Linked DNA regions of Mus musculus: regions 1 and 3 are each linked to region 2. The links are chromatin loops, found by intact Hi-C in ENCODE. Cell type or tissue: left cerebral cortex. All regions are shown on one strand. Each heading gives the region's core, and the rest is flanking DNA. Links, peaks and the distances in the headings are about the cores only.

The links. Hi-C counts contacts between places; a loop is a spot of excess contacts. Peaks named below come from ENCODE experiments on the same cell type or tissue, not always from the same donor. Only the 100,000 strongest peaks of a DNase experiment are listed, where the experiment ranks them.
Region 1: a loop joins it to region 2, with 5 times the contacts of the local background. A loop is called at or near these places in 10 of 42 quality-filtered maps.
Region 3: it touches region 2 in a loop (5-fold over the local background); 3 of 42 quality-filtered maps call a loop at or near these places.

The regions. Positions count from the first base shown.
Region 1 is chr6:59,547,308-59,555,956 of GRCm38, reverse strand. No RefSeq gene overlaps it. Among named protein-coding and RNA genes, the nearest start is that of Gprin3, 130 kb to the right of the region's middle. In left cerebral cortex, for the core only: no CTCF peak of the experiment used is centred there; no DNase peak of the experiment used is centred there.
Region 2 is chr6:60,441,615-60,450,263 of GRCm38, reverse strand. It overlaps Gm38823 (a long non-coding RNA gene), which reads right to left. Exons shown (of 3, transcript XR_869140.1): 3 at 579-619. Among named protein-coding and RNA genes, the nearest start is that of Gm38823, 35 kb to the right of the region's middle. In left cerebral cortex, for the core only: no CTCF peak of the experiment used is centred there; a DNase peak (open chromatin) is centred at 4,434.
Region 3 is chr6:59,532,354-59,541,002 of GRCm38, reverse strand. No RefSeq gene overlaps it. Among named protein-coding and RNA genes, the nearest start is that of Gprin3, 110 kb to the right of the region's middle. In left cerebral cortex, for the core only: a CTCF peak has its summit at 3,773 (motif pointing left); a DNase peak (open chromatin) is centred at 3,768.

The DNA of each region.
Region 1 (8,649 bases), core at 243-8,242, 890 kb after region 2:
GGGGTTGTTGGGCATTATTTTAGTTTTTTAGTGAGTTGCATTCAAAATAACTTTATACCCTAAATATTTAAAATTAATAATATTAAATATTTGTGCAACTGAAACAGAAGTTTTGAATGATATGCAATCATAGTGGACCACAAAGAATGCCTGTGGCCCTGATAACAATCATTCCAAGACCATCTTGTAAGGGGGAGACTCAGAGAGGTTCTGAGTTGCTAAGTGAGCCTCAATTTGTGCATAAAGCTTAAATGAATTAGGATAAATATCAATACTGAGTAAAGCACAGAGTTGTGGTTACTCAGGGGTAGGAAGAATAGACATAATAAAAAACATCTTTTATGGTCTTTTCCCTATATAATCACAAGATTAGATTTCAATTACTCCTTTTAGTTAAATAAAAAGAATGGCAGCTGACATAAAATTTCCAAAATAACCCTATTAAAAAAGGGGTACAGAGCTAAAGAAAGAATTCACAACTGAGAAATACTGTATGACTGAAAAAAATTTCAACATTCTTAATCATCAGGTAAATATAAATCAAAACAACCCTGAGATTCCACCTCACACCAGTCAGAATGTCTAGAATCAAAAATTCAGGTGACAGCAGATGCTGGCTGGGATGTGGAGAAAGATGGATATTCCTCCATTGTTGGTGGGATTGCAAGCTGGGCATACAATGGAAGCTCATATGTTATCACTATGAGATGTCAGAGACATGCTCTTCCTTATCTGGAGAATTTCTGGAGATGACCAAAACCATACCCATTAATTCAACTGACCAAGGTTTTCTCAAACTAACATTAGTCTTAATCTCCCTCACTTTGTTATATATCAAAACCCCACACAAGTCATCAGGAGAAGTGCTCTATCTGGAAATATAAATTTCTTTTACAGAAAGTTTTTTGGAGACTTAAGTTAATGTCATCTTCCCCACAAAATCTTCCTTTGGTGCCTGTTTGCTTGTAAAATACACGTCATTAGTCATTTTGGTAGACATTCTATGAAAAGCTGCATGCAAAGAACAGATCAGTAAAAGTTGTTTCAATGACAATTAAAATGGGAGAAAAAGCTTTTATTTTTACTTTATAATTCAGAGGCATTAGTATTAATTAGGTGTTTAATTTGCTTTTTATTTCTGTGATAAACTCAAAGATTTAAAAACAAAGCATTGGAGAGGAAATAGGTTGTTTCCATTTTTTTGTTTGTTTACTTGGTTGGTTGGTTAGTTGGTTGGTTTTTTTTTTTTTTTTTTTTTTTTTGGCTTATAGCTTAAGCACATCATTGAGGGAAGCAAAGACAGGAGCAGAAGCAGAAGCCATTGAGCCATGTTCTTATTGACTCTTTCATGCTTTGCTACACCTATTTTCTTATACAACCCAGAACCACCTACTCATTGGTGGTACCAGCACAGTGGCTGAGCCCTGCTACTAGACCAGTAATCAAGAAAATTCTTCCAGAGACATACTATAGGCCAATCTAGAGGACACATTTTCTCAATTGAGGTTCCTTCTTCAGAGACTACTCTAGCGTCTGTCAAATTGACCAAAAAAAAAAAAAAAAAAAAAAAAAAAAACTAAACTAAAATAATGTCAGAGACCTTACCATGAAAAGTAAGCCTTTCGCAGCTTCCCACCCTAACAAGCCAAATGGCCTTGTGCTAAGGGGCCAGTCATCACCTCCTCCTCCCTATTCCCTTCCTGGCACCTGAGGCTGCAAAAAGCTGAATTATAGTCCCCTCTTCCTTATCTCTTCCTGACTCCCAAATCTTCTCAGGACCTGAGTTATGTGCTGAGCCCAGCATGACACCCAAAGCTGTTAAAGAAGAATCTACATTCTGGAGATAAGACTCAGAGTGCCTCTGCCTGCAGTCTGAATTCGGCCTTCATGTCCCCAGATGCCCACTTCTTTGTTCTTTGTTAATTCCCCATCAACCCCTCACTATTTCCCTCACTGTGTGCTTAAAACCTGGCGTTTCAGCTTAATAAACTGAGACCTTGACAGGAATCCTCCTTGGTCTCTGCTTCTTTCCCTTCCGCTCATTTCTCTTCAGGTTTGCAGTCCCCCTCGCACCCACGAATAATTGGGTCCGGCTGGACGGGACAAAATATAACAAAAGACAAACAAAAACAAACAAACAAAAACAAAAACAAATAATTCTAACCAGTACATCACTGTTCCTTAAAGAAATGGAACAACATATCGTGATTTATCATACTGTAGCAAATCACTCAAAAAACAAAGGGTTAGAAATCATATGGTGTAGAGTGCCATAAAAGTTAGTTCTATTGTTTTGGGAGTGATAAAGTTTAGAAAACTAATTATAGCTTCTGGTCTGGGTCTGACAGCAAAAAAAATAGTTGAGCATAAGATAGCAATTCCAACCTCAAGCCTTCATAGAATGAATTCAAATTTTTTAACTGTTTTGTTTTATTTAAATGCTGTGCTATACAGGAAGGATTATCAGATCTCCCAGTCCATCAGTTCAGATCTCAATCTTCAGAAATATTTTAACATATGCACCTGGAAATGATGTTTGTCCAGTGTGGACTGAAATTCTCTGAAAAAGCAACTCCATGTTGAAGATTCTGAATATACAGTGATTCAAATGCCATGATTGTGAAGGACTCTGGAGATGCAAGTACAGAGTTAAAATTACCTTAGGCTCTCTTTAAGTTCCCTTACCTAACCCAATCTATAGCCTTTAATGACGAACAAATTAAGCATCTGGAATGTGTTCTTAGCAGCACACTAATTTCCACTGAGGCAAAGCTAAGAATGATCTGAAGCCTGTTGCCTGTTTGTCCCACTATCCTCCTGTTGACCTAACTAGTGTATTAGGAAGCCCAGTGATTTGTGACTTCCTTTAGTTTTGGGACTATTTATGTGTAATTTCCAGAATAGAACTTTTCTTTCATCATGGACACTTGAATCTATGTTCCTATGATTTAATAACACATATTTGGAACTTTATACACTATTTTTTATTCCCTTTAGAATAACCCATTTTGAACATATTTTCTTCTTGTTTTTTAATGTGTATAGATGTGCTGTTAAGTTAGTAATAAGAGATCTCTTCAAGTTCTCTGATGTCTTCACTTAATGTTATGAACTTGCCTTTTTTAACTGCCTTCATTATGTCTCATAGAAAGGACATGTGATTCTATTTTAATTTAATTCTAAACATTTTTTTGTTTTTTTCTTAAATTTTTTTTATTTTATTTTTTGTGAATTATGCATTATGTACCACAATTCAGCAAACATCCCAGCCCTCCATATCTGCTTTCTGCCATTACAACTCCCCATCCCCCCAAAATTTTAAAAATCTTGACATGGAATCTGGCAAATAATTTCAGTGAGTCATTGCTCTGGTTTAAGGGCCTCAAATATTCCTACATTATCTACAATGGATCCTCACTGAGAGGTACTCCTCTCAGATATACTCTTTTTCCCTGTGCCAGGGAGATGCTGGTTGACCAGGACTGGCCTCTTCACATACTGCAGCAGTTCAATGATGGGGTTAGATGTTGGGATGAGCCAACTCAAAGCCCTGGATTTGGGCCTGGATAGTAACCAAGTTGGTTAGCCCACCATGTCTCCTGCATTCAGCTCACCAGGGACAGCTCTCCAGCACAGCTCTGCCCCAGCAAGGGGCAGAGCCAGCCTATACAAGTGTTGAAGTTTACAAGACACTTGGCCCCAACTCTCTGGGTCATCTTCTTGATTCCTGTTTTGACTCACTTTTCATTCTGTAGTGAGTTGGTCAGTTTCCATGAAATTGTATGCTTCCTGCCATTTCTAATATCCAAGTTTAATCAAAGAAGACCAGATTGGAGGCAGAGTGTTATTTTAATATGTCTATATCTAGTGTGTGATTGTGAGTGTGTGTGTGTGTGTGTGTGTGTGTGCTCGTGTGTGCACATGTGTTTGGGTGGGATAGTCTGTAAGTGTCTGCTAGGTCCATTTAATTTATGGTTTTATTTAACTTTATAATTTGTGTTTATTTTGGTTTTTCTGTCTGGTCTTTTGATGAGAATGGGGCATTAGAATTACTAACACTCTGTGATGCTCAGTATGTGATTTTAGTTGTAGTAATGTTCTTTTTATGAACTTGGACGCATAGATATTTAGAATTACAATGCCCTCTTGGTTGAATATTTTTTGATGAATATGTAATATCTGAACATTTCTCCTCTGGTTAGTTTTATTCTGAAGTCTATTTTATAAGATAAGCTACACCTGCTTGCCACTTGGATCAATTTGGGTGAAATAGATTTTTCTGCAGTTTTAATCCTGAAATAACACCTATTCTTGATGTTGGGGTGGTTTTGTTGTATGTAGCCCAAAGATGGATCCTGGATTCTGATCCAATATATTGTTCTGTGTCTTTTGGTTGAATAATGGAGACCAATAATGTTGAGATTTAAAAAGACAAGTATTTATTAATTACTGTCATATGGTTTAGTGGTACGGATTTTTTCCTTGCTTTTAATTTTCTGTTCTGAGGTTATTTATTCTTTATGTGTTCTTTGGTGTTGTTAATCTCTTTAAACTGAAGTTTTCCTTCTAGTGCATTCTGTAAAGCTGGATTGGTAGATAGAAATTGCTTAAAATGATTTTATTATGGAATGTGAATTGGCTTTCTTCCCCCCACCCTGCCCCATTCACTGGTATTGATAGTTTAGCTAGGTATAATAATATGGGCTGGCATCTGTGATCTGCTGTTTTTCTAATGATATTGCCTTTATATGTTTCTTAGTCTTTTTCCATTATAGATTTTACTATCCTTCCAATTTTTTCTGTACATTTTCTGTTTTGATTATTGCAAGTCTTGGGACAATTCTTTTCTGGTCCTATCTGTTTGTTTTTCCTGCATGCTCTTTGTCACTTTGTATATTCTTCAGACTGGAAAATTTGAGTTCTAATTTACTAGAAATGGTTTGTTTGTTTGTTTGTTTTTTCTGCCTTTGACCTAGTTATATTCTTTTTCCTCCATCCAGTCTTTTCATTTTGTCCCAGACTTCCTCAATTTTGTGTGCTTAAAAGTTTTGATATAGCATTTTCGTTGACTGTGCTATCACTCTTATGGAGGTTTGAATAAGAATGGCTCCAATATGCATATAATATATTTGAATGTTTAGCTACAAGGGAATGGCATTTCAAGGGAAAAGTTGTTGGAAAAGTGAGTCACTGGTGTTGAGCTTTGAGGTTTCAAAATCCCATGATAAACCAAGAGTTTCCCTATCAATCTTAAGAGTCAGAATAAAGATCCTAACCCTCTCTCTAGCACCATGTTTACCTACCAGCTGGCTTACTCATGGCATGCCTCCTGGCATTATTATAGTGGGATAAACTTCTGAAACTGTAAGTAAGGCCCTGATTAAATGTTTTCTGTTAAAAGAGTTAGCCAGGAGTCTCCTCACAATAAAACAGTGACTAAGATAACTTTCATCTACATTTTCTTCAAGAGCTTAAATTCTGTATTCCATGTTTGTAATTTATTAGCAAAGATACTTCTGTGGTTTCTTCTAAGTTTTTTAATATTCAGTTGCTTTTTTTTTTGTTTTTGTGTATGTGTGTGTGTGTGTGTGTGTGTGTGTGTGTGTGTGAGAGAGAGAGAGAGAGAGAGAGAGAGAGAGATTCTATTTCTTTCATGTCTTCCACTATTTTATTATGTTATTAAACTATTTGCTTGTCTTTTCATGTTCCTCCTTAAGGCATTTATTCATATGCTTTAAGGTTCTTGAATATATTTATAATTCTATTTTGAAGTCCCATTTTGTACTTCAGCTAAATTCCATTTCTCAAAGCTGATTTCATTAGGATGACTGGCTTCTAGGAAGGCATTTTCTTTTAGATGTTCATGTTTTTGTGCTTGCACTGGAATCTAGGCATCTAGAATTAGGATATTTGTGGTGTTCCTTGAAATAAATTTTGGATATCATCACCGTTGGGTAAGTGTTACATTCTTTGGTTGTTGTTTCCCACTCTGGATCCTAGACAAAACATTGTTACTGTGGGGTCAAGAGTGCTTTTCTGTGTAGGTAGGTATTCAAAGGAATAGCAAATGAGCTGAAAGTAAAGCCTGTGAGAAGCAGTGGGAAAGAGCTGGGGGTGGGGTGTGATGTCTGGGTCTGCACCCAGGGAAGGCATCTCCAGATAATAGAGGTAGGGTGGGAGGAGAGGCTCCTATTGGCAGGTTGCTGAAGAACTAAAATAAGCCTGGAGAGATTTAGATGGGGGTGAGGAAGCATAGTGAAAATCACCTACCCGAATCCCAGCCCAATATGGCCCCTGGGAGTTCCTGGTAGAAAGTGTTTCTGTATATCAGTTACTGACATAAAGGAATAACGATTGGCTAGAAGGGAAGGTTGAGTAGTTAAGAAGGAAAGAACTAATTAGGAACAAGAGGCAGAATTTCAGGGGAATAAAAGGAGAGTAGTAAATAGTACTGCAGAGTAATAAAGAGTAAGTCTGGGAGGTAGGAATGAATGGGCTGTAGGATCCTAAATCTATCCCAGGAATAAGAGCTGTGCACTGCATTTTTACTATCTATCTGCACATCTTGTTATCTAGGGAAGCCAACATCTAAAATTAACCATCATAACTCAGCAGAGATGTTCAGTTCTCCACTAAAGGTGAATATGGCTTCAATATAATCATCTATGGAAAAAAGAAAGAAAAAGATATTTGAACTGTAGTCAACAGTACAGGAAATTCTTAAGCAGTATAAGTAGGAAATAGACTATAGCTGGGCAGTGGTGGAACACACCTTTAATCCAGGCACTTGGAAGGCAGGGGTAGGCAGATTTCTGAGTTCAAGGCCAGCCTGGTCTACAGAGTGAATTGCAGGGCAGCCAGAGCTACACAGAGAAATCCTGTCTCAAAAAACAAAACAAAAATAAAAAAATCAACACGGGAAATAGATTGTCAACTAGAAAGCGAATAGAGCCATGAAAAATGAGAAAAAGAAAATTTGTTCATATTTAAACAGTTAACAAAGCAAAATAAGTTCCTTATTTTTTTTTAAATAGGGGAAAGGTGTAATTTACTCTGTCCAGTTGTTTGAAGGAATACAGGGTTAGATAATAGGTAAAAATTATAATGGAAAGGCCATCTAGAAACTGCCCCACCTGGTGTTCCATCCCATATATAGCCTTTCCTTTGCTCTCTGCTCCACACTTTGTGTCCATATTTCCTCCTGTGAGTGTTTTGTTCATCCTTCTAAAAAGAACTGAAGCATCTACACTTTAGCCTTCCTTCTTCTTAGACTTCATAATGTCTGTGAATTAAATCTTGGGTGTCCTGAAATTTTGGGCTGATATCTATAGTGAGTATATACAGTGTTTGTTCCTTTGTGACTGAGTCACCTAACTCAGGATGATATTCCCAAGTTCCATCCATTTGCCTCCGAATTTCATGAAGTCATTGTTTTTAATAACTGAGTAGTATTCAATTGTGTAAATGTACTACATTTTCTGAATCCATTCCTCTGTTGAGGAACATCTGGGTTGTTTCCAGCTTTTGTCTATTATAAATATGACTGCTAACAACATAGCGGAACATGTGACCTTATTACATATTAGAGCATCTTTTGAGTATATGATCAGGAGTGGTGTAGCTGGATCCTCAGGTAGTTCTATGTCAAATTTTTTGAGGAACTGCTAAAACCCCATGAGAGAACTCCTACAGCTGATAAACAAATTCAGCAAATTGGCCAGATATAAAATTAACTCAAACAAATCAGTAGCCTTAGTATACTCAAAGGATAAACAGGCTGAGAAAGAAATTAGGGAAATGCCACCCTTCACAATATTCACAAACAATATAAAGTATCTTGGTGTGACTCTAACCAATGAAGTGAAATATCTATATGACAAGAACTTCAAATCTCTGAAGAAAGAAATGGAAGAAGGCCTCAGAAGGTGGAAAGATTTTCCATTCTCATGAATTGGCAAGTTTAATATAGATAAAATGGCCATCTTGCCAAAAACAATATAGAGATTCAATGTAATCCCTATCAAAATTCCAACTTAATTCTTCATATATTTAGAAGGAGCAATTCTCAAATTCATTTGGAATAATAAAAAACCCAGGAGAGTGAAAACTATTCTTTTTTTTTTTTTCCATTTTTTATTAGGTATTTAACTCATTTACATTTCCAATGCTATACCAAAAGTCCCCCATATCCACCCACCCCCACTCCCCTGCCCACCCACTCCCCCTTTTTGGCCCTGGTATTCCCCTGTACTGGGGCATATAAAGTTTGCAAGTCCAATGGGCCTCTCTTTCCAGTGATGGCCGACTAGGCCATCTTTTGATATATATGCAGCTAGAGTCAAGAGCTCCGGGGTACTGGTTAGCTCATAATGTTGTTCCACCTATAGGGTTGCAGATCCCTTTAGCTCCTTGGCTACTTTGTCTAGCTCCTCCATTGGGAGCCCTATGATCCATCCATTAGCTGACTGTGAGCATCCACTTCTGTGTTTGCTGGGCCCCGGCATAGTCTCACAAGAGACAGCTACATCTGGGTCCTTTCAGTAAAATCTTGCTAGTGTATGCAATGGTGTCAGCATTTGGAAGCTGATTATGGGGTGGATCCCTGGATATGGCAGTCTCTACATGGTCCATCCTTTCATCTCAGCTCCA
Region 2 (8,649 bases), core at 337-8,336:
TTTCATCAGAGGACCAAGAAGCCAATAATTGTCAGCATCTTCAACTTGAGATACCAGACTGAGATATCAGATGAAAAGTGGTGAATTCTTGACCCTCTGACACTGTAAGATACAAGTAAACCCTTCCTTTCTAGGTTTCCTGCTTTATGTTATTTTATCACAGCAATCGAAATGTAGTTTACACATAGCCCTGACAGCCATGTCTCAGTGTTCTTCATATCTCCTTACACATACCTCAGCAAGTCATAAGGTCAAGGCTGTCTACAATGAGAACACTGATTAAATTCAAGGAGACAATGGAACTTAGAGGCAAGGACAAGGGAGGGAACATTATTTCACCCTTCACCCAGCCAGTCATCTGTTTGTGTAATTTTTCTCGGTAGACAGAATGGCATGATGGTGAGATAAGTCAGTGGTGTGAATGCCACCCCCTCACTCAAGTTCACTGACTACATAAGAAAAGAGTAGACTAGATTATTTGAAAAATATCATCCAAGAAAGCAGCCATTTTTCTGTAATGCTTCTACATTATCAGAAATTTCTTATGTCTAGGTAGCCCCTACCTCTTCCCAGGAAGTCCCAGTCTGTGTATGTAATTCTTCCTCATTTCATATTTCACCTGGAAGGAAGGAGTGGTTCAGATTGATTCTGCTACCACATGGAAATGCTTCATGTTTCATCCTAGGGTTGTAGTTTTTGCTGTTATTTTTCTGGCACATATGGGGAATAGCTATATATTTGTTTACTTGAAAAAAATTTCAGACACAGGCAATCATGACTGTGTAGGCATCAAATCATACAGATATAAATAGACACACACATACCAGACCCCTCCATACACCTTAAACACACCCTACATCACATATATATCACACCAATTCATATGTCCCACACTATCCATACACCCGCCCCACACCATAGTATTACACATACACCATCCTGAAATACACCACCTCCATACACATCCTAAACAACACACATATCACTTCCCCATATACCACAATACATCTTACCCCACCACCACAGTGTATATTACACACATTATACAAAAAACACACACATTGTACAGACACATACACACACACACCACGTCATAATACTACAAACAAATACAATAGCACATATATATATATATATATATATATATATATATATATATGTATACACATAAACAGACACACAGACCACACACACACACAACCATATAATAATACTACAAACAAATACAGTAGCACATATACATATGTATACTCATACACAGAAACACAGACCACACACACACACACATGCAGATTAACACAAACCAACCACTTACAGAGACTCATGCACACACACATCATACCACACACATAGACACACAGACATACACAAAATTCTAGTATTAATTCTATCATGAAATGAAGATAATTCATTAGTTAATGTAGATAGAGCTTAGATGAGAGTAGACTTCAAGTATGGTCTGATCTGCTGACTAAATTATATCACCAGGATAATACCAGCTTTATCTCAGTAACATATTTTCTCATTGACACAAGAAGACGTCCGGCTCCAGCTAGGATAATTCGTCCTTTTCATGTCATCCACAAAACCAGCCTGAAGTTCTACCTGGAGAAATTTGTGTCAAATTCCTGTTTCTGAAACTACCATTGTCAGAAAAAGAATATGAGATGGCTAGTTGGCTTCTGCCCACACATCCCCAGGGCTCTGTTTAATGTGGGGTTGGGGTAGAGGTGGGGAGTCATCACTAGAGATATAACCAACTATGTCCACAATGAGAGTCAGATCTAAGATGTCAGTTTTGCCTTTACTGAAACTTCATCAGTGTTAAGGAAACACTGTCAAAAAGAGGCAGAAAAGTATAACAATGAAATATATATAAATTTGTATATATTTAAATATATATAAATATGTATATATGTGTGTATACATTTGTGTGTTTATATATGAATTTATAAATATGTATATGACTGACAATATTTGTGTAATTATGATAGAACACATGACACCTATTTCTAATGTAGGGTGTAAAATCTCACAGTTTATTTTTTAAAGTATGACCACTTATGTTCAGCAAAAACATTTCTTAGGCATCCCTAATTCTTAGGTAGTCTTGCAAATTTCTTTCTGAAAAAAAAAAACTCAATATAAATTGATAACCATGTGTAATGGGGAAATAGAAACCTGTTCCATGGCCCTTGTAAGGCACCTCTGATGCTTAAGTTGAGTGGAGGCCCTCTATACACCACAGTCTATTTTGCTGAATTAACAAAAGCAGAATATTCTTTATATAGTATAGACAGACATAAGAGAACAACACATTTTACTTCATAAGGGAGGCAATTGTAGATTAAAATGCCTACTATGGCACAGGTATCAAACATTTTTCCTTTATGCTTTTTTTGCTTTTCTTTGCTTTTTACATGCTTGGGAATTCAGCTCATATGGGGAGTACATGAAAAAGCTACACAGAAGAATGTCTTCAGGAGAATTACACTTGAAGATGTAGCTTCAATCTTTTATATGAAGTGTTTGGAATTCCTAGACATTGGCCACAATAATTCCAAGGAAAATAATAAACTATATTCTAAGCATGAATGTAAGTGATTTTGGATTATCTGTTTGTGTTTCTCTCTAATAATAGCTTAGAACACTGAAAAAACTTTATGTAAGCATCTCTGTCGCAGTGAGATGGAACATAGCCTCCTTGAATTATTCATGCTAATTACCAGGAAGATATGCCATGAATAAATTATTTTTACACATGAACGAAATCATCAGTGAGTCCATGACACATTTTATTTTTCTTTGAAATAAAATGTTTCACAGTATATTATTTCCATACTGTATATTTCTATGCTTTATCAATTAGTCTTAAAGATTTAAAGGTACACAGTGTTAAGAAAATGAGGTGAACACTGAAAATAAAGATTTCATCTAGTTTGATTTGGAAATTTCAATAAAGTTTGAATATCATTGAAAACATAGATATGAATATATTAAGGATTTTGTAACACTCACATAATTATTATGACAATGCACTGAGGGTACACAAATCCTAGAGAGCAGGAACTTCAAAGAACCAATGGATTGCAAGAGCTAAATGTTAAAGAATAAAGGGTCTGGATAGCTTAGTGTGACCTGAGCTCAGAGGATGAGGAAGCTCAGGGTGACCCTGTAAGAGAAAAGAAGTGACTGGTGCTTTCCATAGAGAAGTGCCACTTGGAAGAGAAGTGTTGGCATGCCTGCTGCTATACCTTTATCTGCATCGTAAGTGGTTACAGCAGCTTGGAATACAATATCATCAGAAAAATGAGGTTCTGAGGGCTTCCTTTATAAACTGTAAATATCTCTGTACTATAGCTGATCAATAAACATTGGATTTAACCCCAGGACCCAATTGTTAACACAATTATTAAGATTTTTTAAAAATGCACTGGAATTACAAATTGGTTGATCTATGATGCAGAATCTATATAACTCAAAGGTAGATAAAATATTCAAATTCCTGGACCTGCCATAAAAATTGAGACTCAGCCAGGAATTTGTTTTGTTATTCTCAGGTGATTATCGTGTGCAGTTGGTTTGAAAACCACTTGCAGGGACAGTAGCAAGAACATGATTTTTGGATTTTGTTTCTGTTTTTAATTCTTTCATTTCATTTTTTGTCCCCAGTGAGATTTTAGTGCCCAGTGTAGTTCATTTCTTTAAATAGTAAATCCCATTTTTTCCTAGAATTACTAACAATCTGCATCATTATTTGTACTTGCAACAATCAGAAATGAATTTAGAGGCTATCATGAATAGCACTGTCAGCATTTATCCTATAAGATGAACTAGGAAATTGTACCAACATTATAACACAAAACTTCAGAGAGAAGGCATGTGGTATTCTTGTGACTAAGCATTCAAAAAGCTCTTTGTTTTATGTATATAATTTGATGGCAACATGTCTTTCTATACATGTGAATATATCAGTTACCCACTAAGAAAAATTTCCATGTTTGTTTTCTCTTTAATGAGCATATGTTTGTAGAAGGATTATTTTTGAGGTACTTAAAAGATCTTATATTATTTGTTCATTTGTTCGTTTGTCATTTTAAAATGTTTTTGGCTTCCTTTAAATTGGCCACTGTGTTTAGACCTCTATTTATAATCACTATTCAGTGCAATAATGTCCTGTGTTCTGTTATTTAAAAGGAATGAATCTTGATACATAGCCAGTAATTTAATTTCTGGTCCAACAAGAATACTGTGGTGCCTACCAGAATATACAAAGAATCTCTTAGTGCTTTAGGTTAAAGCAATAATACCTAGAATGAAGGATATCCAAAACATGAGCTTAAGAAAACAAGTGAATTGATTTGTTATCTGAAATAATGGAAGCACCATAATGTTTGCTGAATGTTAATGAGCAGCAACAAGCACAAAGCAAACAGTAAGACAAAAGCAACACATTGTTCTTTGTCTCTTGGAGTTCTCAGCTGTTTCATGCTAGGGACAGGATGTTCAGTTGGAAATGTTTTTAATAAAGAACAATTGGCCTGGATTCTGAGTATAGCATGTTATGAAACAGACATTCCTTAACCAAAAATCTGTCAACACTATGGTAATAGAAAAAGTAAAGGGCAATCCCACTAAAATGATCAGTATTCCCGAAAGTAAAATCATCTTTGTGCCTCTGATGAAAGGTAGAATCACCAGGTATTCATCATTAATGTGTGTTTTAAAACAACACAAAAGGAAATAGAAAATCGCAATATAGTAGAAACTTTAAGTATGTATTAATAATGAAATAAATCATATTCAAGGAAATAAGTATTTTCTAGGACTCAAAAAATATATACAATGAAACTCTCGAAGCAGCAAATCAAATGATGACTTGTGGCAGGAGCCAGAAATCCCATAAAGTGATGAGATTGGAAGCTTATCAGGAAAGCAAATTCTGAACACAGATTTGAAAACTTGTCTTTTTGTTAGAAATAAAGGTGTGACAAAAACGAACTCACTCCTCTGAAATCATGAAATCCTTCCTTCCTTAAAAATTTATATTGTTGCTGGGCGTGGTGGCACATGCCTTTAATACTAGCACTTGGGAGGCAGAGGCAGGTAGATTTCTGAGTTCGAGGTCAGCCTGATCTACAAAGTGAGTTCCAGGACAGTCAGGGCTATACAGAGAAACTCTGTGTCGAAAAAACAAAAAAAAATATTATATTGTACAGATAATTTTCAATAATTCAATAAAATTTCAGAAAGCAATTCTGAATTAATCTGAGATTAATATATGCATGCACCTTAAAATATAAGGTTTAGCCATTTGTGCATGAAATCATTAAATTCAATAAGCTCAAAAGTGATTCCTCCTAAACCCCACTTCTACATAATCTTACTGGTAATTGATCATTCCTAAGTCAGGAAAGGATTTCTGCTGGATGCCTAAGAAACTATAATATTAAGAGGATTGCAATGCATGGTAATCTCATTCCCTATAAATCTGTAAACAATAGATAAATTTACTAGAACCTGGAAAAATCTATTCACCATCCCACTGGGGAAAATGGTTTTTAAATCTCCCTTCCAAATGCTTGTTCAAAGGTGGGAAGTCCTTATTACAAAAAGAAAAACACAAGCATGAATATGAAAGAATCTCAAGTAGCAGTGGGATAAATTAAAAAAGAAATTAAAACTAAATGTAACAACGTGCATTCATTGATGTTTTAAATCTAATTAAAAAATTGGAACCACAAGACTGCAAATCTGCCAATATTGCTTTGTGTTTATTATACTATTCGAAAATTTGGAATGCTTAATGGAAAATACCCTCAGCAATAGCATTTTGACTGTCCTAAATGAAAACATATAGAGTTGTGGATTTATTAAAAATCTGGAAATAAGGGGTGTAAACTTTTAGTTTTTCACCTTTAAAGTTGGAAGCTTTAAGACAAAACAAACATAGAATTATGAATAGAAAAAGGAGGGAAAGGAAGGTAGAGGGAGTAATAAGAAATGAAGATGAGGATGAATAAGAAAAAGGAGGAAGGAGAGAGGAAGAAGGGGGACAGAGAAAAGGAGGAGGAGGATACAGAGGAGGAGCAAGAGGAGGCAGAGGAGGAGGACGAGGAGGAGTAAGAAGAAAAGGAGGAGCAGGATGAAAATGTTATCAATTCGATTGGATATTCAGTATGACTCATGCTGATCATTTAAAGATCCAGGTGAAATCCAGTAGGAAGTGAGGAACAGGAGACAGCAGCTATGCCACATATTGATAGTAAGAAAGGTGATCGTAATGATGTCCTTACCTCTTATCTCTTAAATCAAATCAAGTTTCACATGGGTATTTGTTCCAATAACAATTCTGTATGTGGCACAAGTATGTACTGGGTTTTAGTGACAAGACATGTTCCTTGAGTATAACTTTTGCAATGTCCCTCATGTCCCTAGGATCCCATATTTCATCTAGGACTTGACCTGTGACCTCCATGATTTGTTCTACATCCCCTAGTTTAGACACAGTCCTTAGAAATGTTATTAGCAAGAACCTTCCATGTTCAATATATGATTTAACTCCTCATTCTCTGTCCATGGAATCTGCACATTATTAGCGTCTCCTTAGTCCCTTGTGTCTCATCCTGCCATATACCGACCTTCTCCTAAGCTTATAAAGCCAGATGGCTTATTGTTTATGCTGTGTTCATAATGATACCCAGGCTTCTAATAAATACTAAATTCTCCTTCTCCATCTTGCTATATTTAATGAATAGATATTTTTTACTGAATATATATATATATATATATATATATATATATATATATATATATATATATATCAGTTTTTACAGTATCAGTTGATTTCTGTAACTGTATTTGGTATTTCCAATACCCATTTGTATGGCTGTTTCACATTGCTATACCTCAGCTCTATGAAAACCAAAAGGTACATTAATTCCCTAGAGACCCAGAACCTGCTTTTTATTTTTTTCAAGTCTCATAGTTCTTAAATAGAAAACAGTATGTGTTCTAAAATTGTAAGTCAGAAAGACTAGAGTGAATACTATTAAACATTAAATATTATTAAAAATTAAGTGTATAGGTACTTGTAATATGTGAACATTTGCTTCTACCAATAATTAGAGACATTCAGAGTTGCAAAGTTGCTTTTCTAGGTATACTTTACATGGGATAATTTCTAAACTGTAAAATCTTGGAATCTTAACATCAGTTAACACACTGATAAAGGTTTAAAGGCTTAAAAGGAAAGCTTAATATTTATTTAGCTTCTTAAACTCATGTGACTGTGTCTTTTATAAAGTGGAGGTGGAACATTAAAGATATGAAGTGTTAGTGATACATCTGCTTTCTTTAGAATATCAATGAATTTTCAAAATAACAGTTTGATGCCCCTGTTTCCTTCAGAATTTAGTTAAATATCACATTGAAAAACATGTAACATTGTGGCCTACAAGAATTATAATTATAAAATTTTCAGCGTTTCATTATTGGTCAGTGACTTTTACACTATCTTATCTGAAGAACACTACAATATCTGGAATGGATAAAACTGTTTCTAGCTTCTTTGCAAATGGAGATCTAACTTCCAGGTTAGTCTCATTAAATATCTAGCTAAAGGAACATTCAATTAATTTATGAAAGAAACTAGCGTTCCTCTTTTAGACTTGTATGTGAAAAATGTGTAGTGACCATGAAATAGGACCTCTGTGAAAATTAAGGTAAAACTTACATGAGGCATGACCTAGCACACCTACTTATGACAATAGAGAGATGGTAAATATGATTCACCTGCCAACCTAGAACACACATAAGTGTTTGCTACAAAAATTTTGTTACATGTAATGTGAAACTTATCTTTCACATAGGTTGGAAAATATATTAAAATAATTAAATAGGACTCAGTATGAATTCTAAAATCAAACTATTATTAAATATTCCCATAAATATTTGGGGTAGGAAATGCTCATCATCCCATAAGCTTCATTCAGAAAAGAATAATGTCATAAACTTCCTTATAACCAAGCAAAACAACAAACACTGTGTCCCATTGTTATGACAAATGTTCCATTAGTACAGCAAATGTCAAAGGTCACAGCAGGCTGACTGAGAATAAAGAGCATTGTCCATAGAGAGAACTGGCAAAGTACATAGGAAATCCTGTTCTTTGTTTCTCTTCTGCTTATAACACAAATCAATTTGAATGCTTCTACTGTTCTTTTCCACACTGGTCTTTGCGCCTTTTATTAACATATGTAAAAACATTTGCTTCATGTATATTTATAATTCAAATATATTTATAAACTTTGTGCAGCAAATGCAATATTATATAAAAACACTTGTGATGTGAGACAGTGAAGTCATTGTAGAGTGGAGAAAGCTCTGAGTGACAAAGTCCCAGAGTAAATGTGTATTGTTGATATGGGCACACAGCCATGTAGAAGACATTAAGACCTTGATCCTACTGGGATATCAAAAAACCATCTTCCCAAGGGCTTCATGATTAAGAGGGTTAGTAAAGCGTTCATTTTCCTCTAGAGACTGAACATGAGTGTTTGTGAACAAAAGACTAATATGTAGAAAGAAAGGCATCCAAGCTTTTTCCCACCAGATAGTGGCAACCTAGAGCTGGCCCCCTACTGAGAT
Region 3 (8,649 bases), core at 279-8,278, 910 kb after region 2:
GGAATGTCTGAGAAACACCTAAAGAAATGTTCAACATCCTTAGTCATCAGGGAAATGCAAATCAAAACAACCCTGAGATTTCACTTCACACCAGTCAGAATGGCTAAGATGAAAAATTCAGGTGACAGCGAATGCTTGCAAGAAAGTGGAGAAAGAGGAACACTCCTGCATTGCTGGTGGGATTGAAAGTTAATACAATGACTCTGTGCACTTCATCCCTATCCAAAAGAGGAGGCTTTTATTCAGCTGTGGGTCATCTGTGTTCTTGATCACTGTGATAGGAAACGTCATAGTCTCTATCCAGCTGTGGATCACTTGAGCTGTTGCTCCCTGTGACATGAGAAATGAGAGTCCCTATGCTGGGACTCTGTGTTTCCAATGCCTTTACCCCACTCATGATTTCACTTATAAAAGCAAAGAAGTAAATCTTTCAGCATCTTTTTAAAGAATATAACTTTTACTATGGTATCCTATGTAACCCATATTAAACTGATCTCAGAATGCTACCATTTCTCCATGTGTCTGTCCACCATGCTTTCCTGTTTATAGGCTCTACCCAACTCCCACATCTAGAATATATGATAGAAGACTTTTTTCTATTTTTCTCTCTGTCTCAAAGAAGTCTCTTGAATCTGTGTGCCTTGACAGAAGATCCTCAGTTTACATTGTGACATTGAGATTGGCTCATCTATACATATAAAATTGAACATCTTAATTCTTTTCAATTGTTTTGTTAATTAAATTAATTAAGCCAAATATCAATCATATGGATTTTTTTTAAATCAGCTTTTAAAATTAAAGGACACGACACTCATTTACTCTCCATGAATGAATGATGACCATAAATCCAGCTAATATAGTCGTAAGGTTTACAAAAAGGGAAATACAGCACTTCTAATCGGTATGGACATAATCCTCACTGACTCCTCACAGAGATGCTCTGTTTCTATCACAGCTTACATGTATTTTGCTTTGTTCTCTGTGGATACCAGTTTGCAAGTAAATTTAAGACATGGCTACCACACACAGGCTGTGTTCTCTTACCTCTTGTTTTAGATATTAGAAGATGTTCTAAAGAAGCCCAAGAATAAACTGAAGTAGGTCAGAATGAGTGAAGACACAAATTCTAGTTCACTCCTGTAAGGGAACAGCCAAACTGGAGATGTTGATGCAAGTGGGGGATTTGGAAGAGATACAGCCATATCTACAAAATGCACTCCCTAAGGTGATTTCTGAATGACATACTGGCAACATCATACTTAAGAGTTTAATGATCATTCTTCTTCTCAAATTCTTACACAAAGTAAGAAATGGCATTATTCTTTTCAACATAAAATGAAGATTAAAACTAGCTGTCTATACAAATTCACAGAACTATTGTCTTCAATCCGTTGGTGACAAAAACAAAATTATGTGAAAATAAATATTAACACTTCAAGCACAACTTGTTGCTCATGTTAAAGGACAGAAGATGTGGCTTAATGTTAGAGCCTTTGAATCCCATATGCAAAGCTCTGGATTTGAATCTATGTTGTGAAACACAAACATGAACACCATTAAGGTTGGAGAGATGACTCAGCAGTAGAGTAAGAGCACGAACTGCTCTTCCAAACTACAGGGATTCAAATCCCAGCACCCACATGCAGTTCACAACTGTATATAATTCCAGTCCCAAGGGATTTGAAACCCTCCCACAAACATACATGGAGGCAGAATACCAATGTAAATAAAAGAGAGAAAGAATAAAAATACTCAGTTAAATTTTTAAAAAAGCATCAAAAGTTGTCTCTTTGATTAAGACCAAGGGCTATCTCCACGAAGTCATATTTCATGTTGTTACCTTGGGAAGGGTGAACTTTAGACACTGTTCTTCATATTTATAGTTAAATACTGTCAAGTTGCAGAAGGAAAAACTATAAAATTCACAGAGCTGTACAGCACTTCAAAATTATATTTTATTTCCAGTTATTTTAATTCCTCCCAATTAAATCAGTAAAGACACTAAATAATTTTATAATTGCAGGAACTGTTTCAAAGTTAATAAAATATATTAAAGATCCTTTCATCATATGCTTTTCCAACAAAGCCAATGATTAATAGCTAAATAGGCAAGTTACCTACTGTTTGGAAGTCAGGAAGAATTGTAGAAACTAATTTACAGAGACCTTACAGGAACTTGGGATCACTTATAATCTTGATAAAAAGGAGAAAATCCATATAACAAAAGAAAAGACAAACAAAATTTTTTAAGCAGAAGTTTATTCTTTCTTAATACTATGTAAACCTAATCAAAGAAAGCAAGCTAATGAAATGGAGGAAAAAATTATACTAAAAAAAATGTAAGCATTCATAAGAAAAATCAGTAAAAAAAAAACTTGAAAACTATAGAACTGGTAATTAATTGGTTATTTATTTAGTAATCAAAATTTAAAAGAATGTTTAAAGTATACAAATAAAAAATATGCTGGTAATGTGACAATAGCTAATAACTTTTGTAAAAAATTTTACCATGTGCTCCAAAATTCATGTCAAATGGTCTTACACCTAACAAAGTACTGACACTTAAGAACATTTTTCTAAGGATTATTTAAAGAAATGATTGTTTCTAAGCATTGTAGAATTATTTATTATAGGAAAATACCATAGCTACCTAGCAAGGAGAACCGATTAAATATAGTCTATAAAGAGATAGTGTATTAGCAGAAAGTAATTAAAGTTATTTATGAGTATTCTATAGCATCATGTGAGAAATATTAAATGAAAACAACTTTCTGTAAACAATAGCATTGCAGCGAATATGAAAAAAGAAAAAAACTTGAATAGGAACACTTTTTCACATGCTATTTTTTTTTAATTCTAGTAGAAATCTGACCAATCTACTCTTTTACTTCCTTCTCTACAACTTTTACCCTCCCAAAAAAATCTGTAGCAAGGAGGATTCAAAATTAAATTTTTATAATGCTGTCTAGATTTTAATTGTTTACATTTCTACTGATATGTACTAATCTCTAGATAGGATACATTCTTGAGCCAAATTTGCACTATAATATGTTTAAAACAATACCCTTTAATTATTAAAAATACCTGGGCAACACTCCAGACACATGAAATCTGACAGGTTTTACTCAAGTAACAGCATTTCATACTCAGGCAGGCAGGCAGGCAGGCAGGCTGGCAGGCAGGCAGGCAGGCAGGCAAGCAGGAAGGAAGGAAGGAAGGAAGGAAGGAAGGAAGGAAGGAAGGAAGGAAGGAAGGAAGGAAGGAAGGAAGGAAGGAAGGAAGGATAGTGTATGAAGAGTCATTTGCCCCTGTTAAATAGAAAAGCATGATTATTTGTATCAAAGTGCAATATCTTTTTATAACAGATTTTGTCTGAGAATATCAGGTTCACAAAAATTAGCTGATTAACCTATAAAGAATGATGTGGGGTTTTTTTTCCAGTACCTGCCTACTGTATTTTGTTTGCTTCTTTTGGGGGTTGATACATTCTTTGTTTTGTTTTCTGTTTTTTGTTTTGTTTTGTCTTGTTTTACATAATGGAATTGCAAGGTGTGAAAGAAAACAATAGGATACTTAAAATGAATAAAAATCTATTGTCTTTTCAAGGACTTCAAGATATATAATTAAAAGATAAGTGAACCCATGAGACACAACCCACACAAAAAGCATACTTTCCAGTTAGAAATATTTTCTCAGCTAGGTTGAAATGATATACAGAGTATAAACACTTTTTTGGACTAAGAGTTACTGTTATCCAGCAACTGCAATTTTTTGGCGACATCTACTGTACAAAGGAAAAAAATGCATGACATTTTCCTCAGGCATGGTAGTTAAGCTTCTAAATGTCAGATTTTACTTCATCTCATTTTACATTTTTAAATTTACAATTATGTAACTTTGATACACTCCATCAATATGAGAAATTACCGTCTTACAAAGGTATGATTAATAATTATAATTTCCATACATGGTGAATATAGGTCTGCAGAAGAGAGAAAGAGAGCAGTAAAATGCAGTCAGTACTGAGTATACACAAAGTATTCATGTTATCACAGAGATAGAATGTAAACATAGAAGTGATAGCCTAAGGTGGGGATGCCAACAGAGTATTCTAGGGAAATCTCAGAGTTTTAGTTTCACACACACAAGTCCCAATTCTTATTTCAGGTGACAGAACCTCTATGCTCAAAGCCATGCTCTCTAAGTCAACCTGTATCCCACAAGAGCTGGAAATACAGTGGTTTTTGCTGCTTTTTCCAAATCATTTTAACTTCCATTAATAAGCAGAACCATTTAAACAGATATACTCAACATGTAACTTGCATAAATTGAATGTTTATGTCACATGTTTCAACTAATATCTACTCCTTGAGAGAGATGGATATAATCACTTTCATATTTTCTTTGAAAACACACACACACACAGCTTCCACCTGCACTTTTTCAGAGACACTGACCTTTTCCTTAATTTCTTCTTTCACATTTCATATCCTATATACTCTACCTTCTTCCTCTCTCTGCCAAACTAGAATCTTATACGTCCACAGTGTCTCTAGAGATTTCTATACTTATTGCATTGTCAAATGAATTGAATTCTATTAAAAGCATGTGTATTTGTCTTTTCTCACACTCCATGAACCTCTTTGAGGTTGATGTAATACTAGTGCTTATCTTTGTTCCTACCATATTACTGATCTTATTATTGTCTTATTTTAGGTAACATACTTTCACTTCACAATTCTTTCATTGTTAGTATTCAGGTCCTGGATCAAGATCAGATTCTAGGGATCATATATGTTGATTACATTATTTTAATCTCCTTTATAATTATCTAGTTTCTATTAGACTACAACCATACAAAACAACATGATGAATCTCCTATTTATGTCATTTATAATAATATTTGATATTTCATTTGGTATATATCTAAGAATAACTTTCAGTTTTGTTAATAAACTGAAAAGTTTTTCATTAGCTTTTCGTGGCAAAAAAATTCTGTTTCCTTTGGGAAAAAAGTGAATTTAGATTTTGTGATTCTGTTTGCATTAGCACTTGGAAAGCTCAGATCTGAAAACTGTGAAGTCATTAATAATTGGACATCACAAGTGAATGTCACCATTGTTGTTTGATCCTGACTTTAACGATGTTGGTTGTGATATGTAATAAAAATGGAAATAAAAATTAAGAGCTTCAGTTTTAAAAGATACAAAAATATATTCAGAAAGCTGTCCTGTGCCTTCATTTTTCAGCCACTCATTCCTGATCTCCCATGTGGGAACTACATCAGTGCTGTTTTCTTCTTTCATCTATAATAGCACTCTTAAGTCTTTGTGGTAAACATTTTCTTTGCTTTCTTTTCCTTCTTTAGAATAAGAGGAAAGTCACATCACACCATTTCCATTAGCTATTCTCATTTTGCAATATGTAGAGACATAATTCTCATGAGTCTGCCAATATCAACATGTGGGGAGCCGCCCTCACATTCGCCGTTACAAGATGGTGCTGACATCCTCTGTTCTAAGTAGTAAACAAATAATCTGCGCATGTGCCAGGGGTAGTTCTTCACTCCATGTGCTCTGCCTTCCCTGTGACGACAACTCGGCCAATGGGCTGCAGCCAATCAGGGAGCGACACGTCCTAAGTGGAGGATAATTCTCCTTAAAAGGGACGGGGTTTTGCCATTCTCTCTCTTGCTCCTGAAGAAGTAAGCAATAAAGCTTTTGCCGCAGAAGATTCCAGTTTGTTGCTTCTTTCTTGCCGGTCGAGTGGGACGCAATATCAACAAATCCTTATCTCTAGCTGTTTGAGTACAGCTGTTCCTCTGGATCCACTGGAATTGGCTCCAAGATCCCTTCCCAAGTCTCCAGACACTAAAACCTGCAGGTGGTAGAATACTTTCATTTCGAAAACCTTCCATTGGATCCAAGCACATCCTCAGATTTACTTTAATTCTAATGCCTAGCATAATGGACACATGGTTCTTTCAGCCTTCCCTAATTCAACAACAGGGGTCAGCTGCTTCTGTCCATTGGTTGGGTGCAAATTCTGAATCTGACTCGTTCGGCTGCTTGTTGGGTCTTTCAGAGGGCAGTCATGATAGATCCCTTTTTATGAGCACTCCATAGCCTCAGTAATAGTGTCAGGCCTTGGGACAACAACCCCTTGAGCTGGATCCCACGTTGGGCCTGTCACTGGACCTCCTTTTCCTCAGGTTCCCCTCCATTTCCATCCATGTAATTCTTTCAGACAGAAACAATTATGGGTCAGAGTTGTGACTGTGGGATGACAACCCCATCTCTCACTTGATGTCCTGTCTTCCTTCTGGAGATGGGCTCTATATATTCCTTCTCCCTACTGTCTGGCATTTCATCAAAGGTCCCTTCCTGTGAATTCTGTGAGTCTCTCACCTCCAAGGACTTTGGTGCATTCTGGGAGGTACTCCCAACTTTCTATTTCCTGAGGTTGCCTGTTTACTTTCTTTCTTTCTGCTGGCCCTCAGGGCTTCAGTCCTTTTCCCTCACCTAATACCAAACTAGGTTCCTCTTTCCCCACCACTGATCCCCACCCTATTTCTCTTTCCCTCCCAAATCCCCCCCCACACACACACACACACTTGTAATTGTTTCTTCTCTCTCCCAAGTGGGACTTGGGAGTCCTCCCTTGGGCACTTCAGGTTGTTGAGCTGTTTGAATTCTGTGAATTGTATCTTGTGTATTCTGTGTGTTTCTTTTGGGTTTTTTTGTTTTGTTTATTTTTTCTAATAGCCACTTATTAGTTAGTACATACAATGCATGTCCTTTTGGGTCTGAGTTAAGTCACTCAGGATGACATTTTCTAGTTCCATCCATTTGCCTCCAAAAGTCAGTATGTCCTTGTTCTTAATAGGTGCAGATTATTCCATTGTGTAAATGAACCACATTATATGTATCCATTCTTCTGTCATGGGACATCTAGATTGTTTCCAGCTTCTGGCTATCACAAATAAGGCCACTATGAACATAATGGAACATGTGCCCCTGTGCAATGGTGGGGCATCTTTTGGGTATATTCCTAAGAGTGCTACAGCTGGGTCTTCAGGTAGATCTATTTCCAGTTTTCTAAGGAACCTCCAGATTGATCTCCAGAGTGGTTGTATCAGTTTGTAATCCAACCAGCAATGGAGAAATGTTACTCTTTCTCCACATCCTCTCCAACATATGTTGTCACCTGAGGTTTCCATCTTAGCCATTCTGACTAGTGTAAGGTGGAATCTCAGGGTTGTTTTGATTTGCGTTTCTCTGATGACTGAGGACTTTGACCATTTCTTTAAGTGCTTCTCAGTCATTCGTGATTCCTCAGTTGTAAAATCTCAGTTTAGTTCTATACCTCATTTTTGTATTGGGTTATTTGGTTGTTTGGTGATTAATTTCTTGAGTTCTTTATATATTTTACATTAAAATATATTATAATGGTTGTCCCTCTATCAGATGTGGGATTAGTGAAGATTCTTTTTCTCCAATCTGTAGGTTGCCGATTTGTCTTATCTACTATGACTTTTGCCATACAGAAGCTTTCCAGTTTTATGAGGTCTCATTTATCAATTATCATGCTTAGAGCATGAGCCATCGGAGTTCTGTTTAGGAAATTGCCCCATGTGCCAATAAATTTAAGACTCTTTCCCACTTTCTTTTCTATTAGATTAAGTGTCACTGGTTTTATATTGATGTCCTTGATCCACTTGAACTTGAGCTTTGTACAAGGTGGCAAATATGGGACTATTTTCATTCTTCTACATACTGACAGCCAGTTAGACCAGCACCATTTATTGAAGATGCTTTCTTTTTTTTCCATTGTATATTTTTAGCCTCTTTGTCAAAAATCAAGTGACAGTGTGTGTTTTTATTTCTGGTTCTTCAATTCAATTCCATTGATCAACATGCATGTCTCTGTACCAATATCATGCATTTTCTCTCACCATTGATCTGTAGTTAAGCTTGAGGTCAGGGATGGTGATTAACCCAGCTGTTCTCTTATTGTTAAGAATTGTTTTCGCTATTCTGGGTTTTTTGCCTTTCCAGATGAATTTGAGAATTGCCCTTTCTATGTCTCTGAAGAATTATGTTGGGATTTTGATGGGAATTGCATTGAATCTATAGATTGTCTTGGATATGGTGGCAATTTTTACTATGTGAATTCTGCCAATCCATGAGCATGGCCGATCTCTCCATTTTCTGAGATCTTCTATGATTTCATTATTGAGGGACTTGAAGCTATTTTCATACAGGTCTTTCACTTGTTTAGTTGGAGTTACTCCAGATATTTTATACTATTTGTGGCTCTTGTGAAGGGAATTCTTTCACTAATTTCTTTCTCAGCCTGCTGATCCTTTGTATAAAAGAAGGCTACTGATTTATTTTAGTTAATTTTATATCCAACCACTTTGCTAAAGTTGTTTATCAGCTGGAGAAGTTCTCTGATAGAATTTTTGTGGTTACTTATGTATACTATCATATCATCTGAAAGTAGTGATACATTTATTTCTTCTTTACCAATTTGTACCCCCTTGATCTCTTTTTATTGTCTTATTGTTCTAGCTAATACTTTGAGTAGTATAAATGAGGAAAGTGGGAATTCTTGTCTTGTCCATGATTTCAGTGGAATTACTTCAAG